Linked DNA regions of Mus musculus: region 1 is linked to region 2. The links are chromatin contacts, found by Hi-C or POLR2A ChIA-PET in ENCODE. All regions are on one chromosome and are shown on one strand. Each heading gives the region's core, a stretch centred on a gene start or an enhancer-like site at or near the end of the contact. The rest is flanking DNA. Distances are from core to core; before and after follow the strand shown. Region 1 holds the start of Arhgap33 (Rho GTPase activating protein 33). Region 2 holds the start of Prodh2 (proline dehydrogenase (oxidase) 2).

The links. A loop is a pair of places that touch in the nucleus more often than their neighbours do. ChIA-PET counts read pairs that join two places held with the same protein, here RNA polymerase II (POLR2A).
Region 1: a loop to region 2 is called in a map of left cerebral cortex, with 2.1 times the contacts of the local background. The contact joins the promoter of Arhgap33 here to the promoter of Prodh2 in region 2. A Hi-C loop is called at or near these places in 5 of 37 maps with a recorded cell type or tissue (Patski, heart, left cerebral cortex and 1 more). POLR2A ChIA-PET finds 5 or more read pairs at or near these places in 2 of 5 experiments (Patski and embryonic stem cell).

Annotation. Positions count from the first base shown.
Region 1 is chr7:30,533,635-30,536,334 of GRCm38, reverse strand. It overlaps Arhgap33 (Rho GTPase activating protein 33), which reads left to right and starts at 1,275. Exons shown (of 22, transcript NM_178252.3): 1 at 1,275-1,409; 2 at 2,123-2,232. The coding sequence starts at 2,155.
Region 2 is chr7:30,492,341-30,495,040 of GRCm38, reverse strand. Prodh2 (proline dehydrogenase (oxidase) 2) reads right to left here and starts at 1,383. Exons shown (of 10, transcript NM_019546.5): 1 at 1,184-1,383; 2 at 913-1,109; 3 at 691-829; 4 at 517-603. The coding sequence starts at 1,357.

The DNA of each region.
Region 1 (2,700 bases), core at 26-2,525, 41 kb before region 2:
CCCAACTAGCTTTTCTCTCGGATGATACATATTTATATTTATTTTGTTCATTATCTTCCCCCATCAGCCTTTGATTTGGAGGTTTTAAATTTTTTTATTTAATGCATACAGGTATTTTGCCTGTGTATATGTTGGGGGTTCCATGTGTGCCTAGTGCCCACAGAGAGCATCTTCTGGACATCTTGGAGCTGTAGCTGGTGAACAGTCATGTGGGTGCTTGGAACAGGGAGTAGAAATCTGAGGACTCTGGAAGAGTAGTCAGTGCTAACTGCTGAGCCATCTCTCCAGTCCCTAATTTGGTTTGTTTGAGACAGATTTTCACTATGCAGCTCAAGCTGGCCTCAAATTCATGATTCTCCTGCACCCACTTTTCCAGTGCTGAGATTACAAACCGAAATCACCTAGTTCATACTAGCCTTTGAGCTTCCATATGGGTAAGGCTGTATTTTTTTTTTTTTTGATTATTGGTATATCCCCGAATTAAATAATCAAAGTCTTTAAAAGCCTGGACCGGGAGCGTGCTACCGAAACGAGAGGCCTGCTCAGGTCCAGATCAGTGAAAGCATCCTTCCGGAAAGGGTGTGGCTGCAATGCTTTCTAGGCACTTCTCTATCGTTTAAAAAAAGAAAAAAGACTGCACCTGGCTTTCTGAGAGGCATGAATGTCATAGCATTCCATACAGAAGCTTTTCCTAGAAAAAGATGTCAAAGGCTAGCCTCAAATAAGCGAATATAGGGAAACAAGGAAAGATGTCCAGTGAATAGGGGGAGGCCAAGTCGCACAGAGCCTAGGGTGGGGACACAGCGGGGTGTGCGAGATCAAAAAGCTTGTGGGCGGGGTCAGGATCAGGACTGACAGCGTGGGGACTGGAGGACCCGCATTTCGAAAAGGCTGCTTGTGGGGGATAGTCGTAGGCGAACCCAATGAAGCACGTCCGAGGAGCGACCGCGGGAGGAAAGGGCAGGCTGCTTAAGGAGAGAAGTGGCGGCAGCGGAGCATAAAGAATACAGGGTTTTATCTCAGGAGGGCCCTGACAGCCAATGCCAACCATCCATGGGCGTGGCGCTGTCAAACTTCGGGGGGTGGGACTGGAGAGACGGGGCGGGGATGGGGGCGGGAAGTAGAGCAGCACTCAAAGCCAATAAGCAGCCGCCTTGTGGGCGGGGCGTAGCCCTCAGGCCAAAACTGGAGCCAATGAGAAGGGCCTCCGCGTGCCCGCTGGCCCGCCCCTCATGGGGCGCGCGCCAGAGACCCCCCCGGCAGCCGTTAGGGGAGGAGCCTGCGACCGCCCGCGCGCGCCTCACGCCCTCCCCTTTGTGTCACCATGGCGGCGGAGGCGGCGGTGGCGAGGACTGCGAACGAGGGCTCGAAAGCCGCCGGGGTCTGAGGAGGCTACCGCGACCATGGTGGTGAGGGGCCCTCGGGGCCATCAGTCTGTGTGTCCGCGTGCCAGTCTGTCCGCGCGGCCCCGCCCTGCGCGCCCCGCCCCCGGCCCCGCCCGAGCCCGCGGCCTGCGCGCCGCCCCTCACCCTTCCTCGCGGTCCCCTACGGTCTCCACCTCGGTGCGGTCCTGGGTCGCGGCCCGGGCCTCGACCCCGCCCCCTCAGCGCACATTTCCTCCCTCCCCCTTCTGGGCCCTGAAAAAGGGGTGACAGTGGCGGAGGATCCGGACTTGAGAAAAGGGGGCTGGTTCAGGGAAGGACCCGCGCGCCCCATGAGGGCTTCCCCCCTGCAGGCGTCTGCCGAGGCTCCCTGGAAACCAGCCCCCACTCCAGCGCCCTCCTCAGCATCCTCATCCCCAGTCACCCTCCCGACCACCACCTCCTGCTCCCAACAGCCCCTTTCTCATTCCTGAGCCCCACCCCCATCTCACTCCATCCCCTGCCTGACCCTTTTCTTCTTCATTTTCATCCCACGCCACGCGCTCTCAATCCCTCCACCGACATCGATCTGAACCTTTATCGAAGTCTCTCCCGCCGCTTCCCGATCCTTACTCGAGGCCAACATCGCGCCTCCCGCCTCCGTTCCACTTGAGCCTTGGGGCTTCTCCATCTCCTTGTCTTCATCTCCCCTCCTCCATACTGCTCCCGCTCATTCATCCATTCATTCCCTCACTCCACAGACATTCACTGAGACCTCCTCTGTGCAGGCCCCATGCTCCAGGCACAGAAACAGTCAGATCCCATCCTGCCTTGGGGAGCTTCATGGGCTGGCAGGGGACAGACTCTGAGGGTGAGACCCAGGGATGAACTTGGGGTTGCAGGGACACGGAGGAGGGAAAAAGCCCAGTCTAGCAAATCCCCGAATCCCCATCTGGCAGCTGGTTATTTTATTCATCAGAGTTGCCCAGTCTATGCCGTGCAACTGGATTGGCACTGCGTGTCAGGGACCCAGAGAAGAATCATACATACAGTACTAACTCTGTGCTGATCTCTGTTGGGCATTGGCGGGGGTGGGGGTGAGGGTGTCAGCCTGGGGCCCTATTTCCAAAGGGAGAGATGAGTTCCTTGCAGGAAGCATCTCAGAGTGAGATGGATAAGCTCAGGTATAGTTGTGTAGTATGGGATGGAGAAAGCCCACAGGATGGGATGGAGACAATTGTCTGAAACAGCCTTAGATGGACAGAGAGGGCTTTCTGAAGGAACACACATGAGGAATGAGGAGGAGAGAACCTAGTGACGGTGTGCAAACCACATTCCA
Region 2 (2,700 bases), core at 134-2,633:
ATGTCTTAAAAACAAACCCACCAACATGTGTGAGTGTGTGTGTGTGTGTGTGTGTGTGTGTGTGTGTGTTATGTTATAGATGTTCTGCCTGCATGCTTGTATGCACACTACAGGTGTGCCTGGCACCTATGGAGGTCAGGAGAGACGGCTGCATTTTCTGGAACTGGAGTTGTAGATTGCTATGAATCACCATGCGGGTGCTGAAAACCAAACCTTGGTCCTCTGCAAGAGGGCTCTTGACTGCTGAGCCATCTCTCCAGCCAGTGCTTTTGAGGCAAGTCTCACTCTACAGCCCAGGCTTCAGCTTCCCACGTGCTGAGATTACAGGCATGCACGACCATGCTCAGCAACTGACCAACAGGTCTTATTCGTGTCCTGCCCTCTGTGGAGAAAGCGCTGTTGGTCTGATCCCTTCTCTGGATAGCTCTTCACCCCCACACTTCCCTTAGAACTCCAAGAGTCCCATGTTTATCCAGGCCAACCATATCCTCAGTGAGGAGCACCTGCATTCCTTACCCGACCCGAGTCCATGGCTTCTGCCAGCCTCTCAGGGCTCAGCTCCGAGGAGCCTCTGGGTCTTTGGATCCAAGCCGACAGCTCTTTCTGAAATGGGTTGGTGGCTGGCATGGTGAGGGTGTCCTGGTGGGCAGCCACCCCCACATCGCCACCCCCATCTCACTTGTCACTTACACAAAGCCGAGTGCTGGCTAGCGCGGTCACCTTCAGCTGCATGAGGCTGTTCCTGGCTGGGCCGTGGGCGTCCACGAGGGCTCGGGATAAGTCCACACAGCGCAGCATGGCGCTAAGGTTCTCCTCATACCAGACCTCACTGCCCGGCCAGTGGAGGTCAGCTTCCAGAGCCCCCTTCCTGCCCACTCCATCCTCCCTTCTACCCTTCCTCTCTCTACTCACCTGGTCTTGGCAGTGGAGTCTGGTTCCTCCTCGGTGGGTACTGCCAACAGGGGCTGGAGTCCCAGGGCCTGCAGCTGCCCGACACAGTTCCTCACTTCCTCTGCTGTCTCCCCGGCCACAAACTGCCCGTAGATGGATGCTCGAAGAAGTGCGCCTGAGAGCCGGGATCCCAGGAGTCGCTGAGACCAGGCCTGAAACTGGGTGACAGGGAACACATGCTCAGAGCCAGGTCTGGGAGACTTCCAGGCCAGACCTTGTGCCTACTGCTCACCGCTAGTCCATGAGTGACCAAAGGGGGCCAGGCGCATAGGCGAAGCACTAGCAAAGCCCGTGCCAGTTCTGCGGTTCCCTTGACATGGAAGGCCCCACCATCAAAGCGCAGGGGCTGCCAGCCACCTGTAGAGGGCTTGGAGGGGCCATACAGCGGCAGACGCGTCCAGATCATTGCAAGTGCCTGGTTACCACCACACTAGGGGAAGGGGCCAGGCAGATAGCAGCTGTACCAAATGCCCCTTGCCCAGCTGGGGGGCAGTTACTGATTAACTGGGCAAATCTTTAGGATAGCAGTCTCTTGGGGTGGTGGTGGAGGGTTAATAATTAATGGTTAGGGACAGAGGTCAGAATAACAGGACATGTACGCCCCCAGTGACAGCCCCCAATAACCTTTCAGCCTGACAGTACGACAGATCTCAGCTGTCCAGCTTGCATTGCTGAATAAGCAGTTGGGCCCGAGAGCAGGGAACTCCAGGTTCAAGGCAGCCGGGATTTGCAATCTTAGCTAAGTAACATCCTCTCTCTTGTTGCGATGATTTTTATCCTTCAGGGAGGAGCACTGCACAGTTCTTGTGTACACTTAAACTGCACACAGACCACAGCCCTGCTGTCCATCCTAAACATGTAGTTTGCAGAACTTGAACATGGGCATCAGGAAAAAAACAACCCAAATGTCCACCAAACGGGACTGGGTGAGGCATTGAGGTGGGTGCAGAGGGACCCAGGCAATGGGTACTCTTCAGCAATGAAAAAGTGAGCTGTCATGTGACACCAAGTCTTTTATTTATTTTTTTAAACAAATAAAAGATTGTTTGTTTTTATTTTATATGTATGCGTGTTTTGCATAACAAACGGCTGAGTACCACATGCCTGCAGTGCCCACAATGGCCAGAAGAGGGCATTAGATCCTCTGGAACTAGAGCCGTAGAGGGTTGTGAGCTGCCAAGTGGTTGCTGGAACCCTAATTTCAGTGTTTTGCAAGAGCAGCCAGTACTTTTAACTGTGGAGCCATCGCTCCAGCCCTGGATTGTTTGTTTTAATTTTTTCTTTGATCTGCCAAGTCTGCAAGGTGTGCACTGTAAAGCCATTTCCAATGACATGCCCCCCTTAGAGGTTTTTTTTTTTTGGTTTTTTTTTTTTTGGTTTTTCGAGACAGGGTTTCTCTGTATAGCCCTAGCTGTCCTGGAACTCACTTTGTAGACCAGGCTGGCCTCGAACTCAGAAATCCACCTGCCTCCGCCTCCCGAGTGCTGGGATTAAAGGCATGCGCCAACACGCCCGGCAGAGTATTTTTTAAAAGATTTAATTTTCATTATTTTAATTACCTGTGTGTGTCTGTCTGTCTGTTTGTCTGTCTGTCAATCTGTGTACATAAATGGAGGTACCCACTGAGAGGCCTCAGATCCACCAGGAGCTGGAGTTACAGACAATCTTGAGTCAACCAGCATGGTTGCTAGGAACTGAACGTGGGTCCTCTGGAAGAGCAACCAGGGCTCAAGTCTATGGAATCTTCTT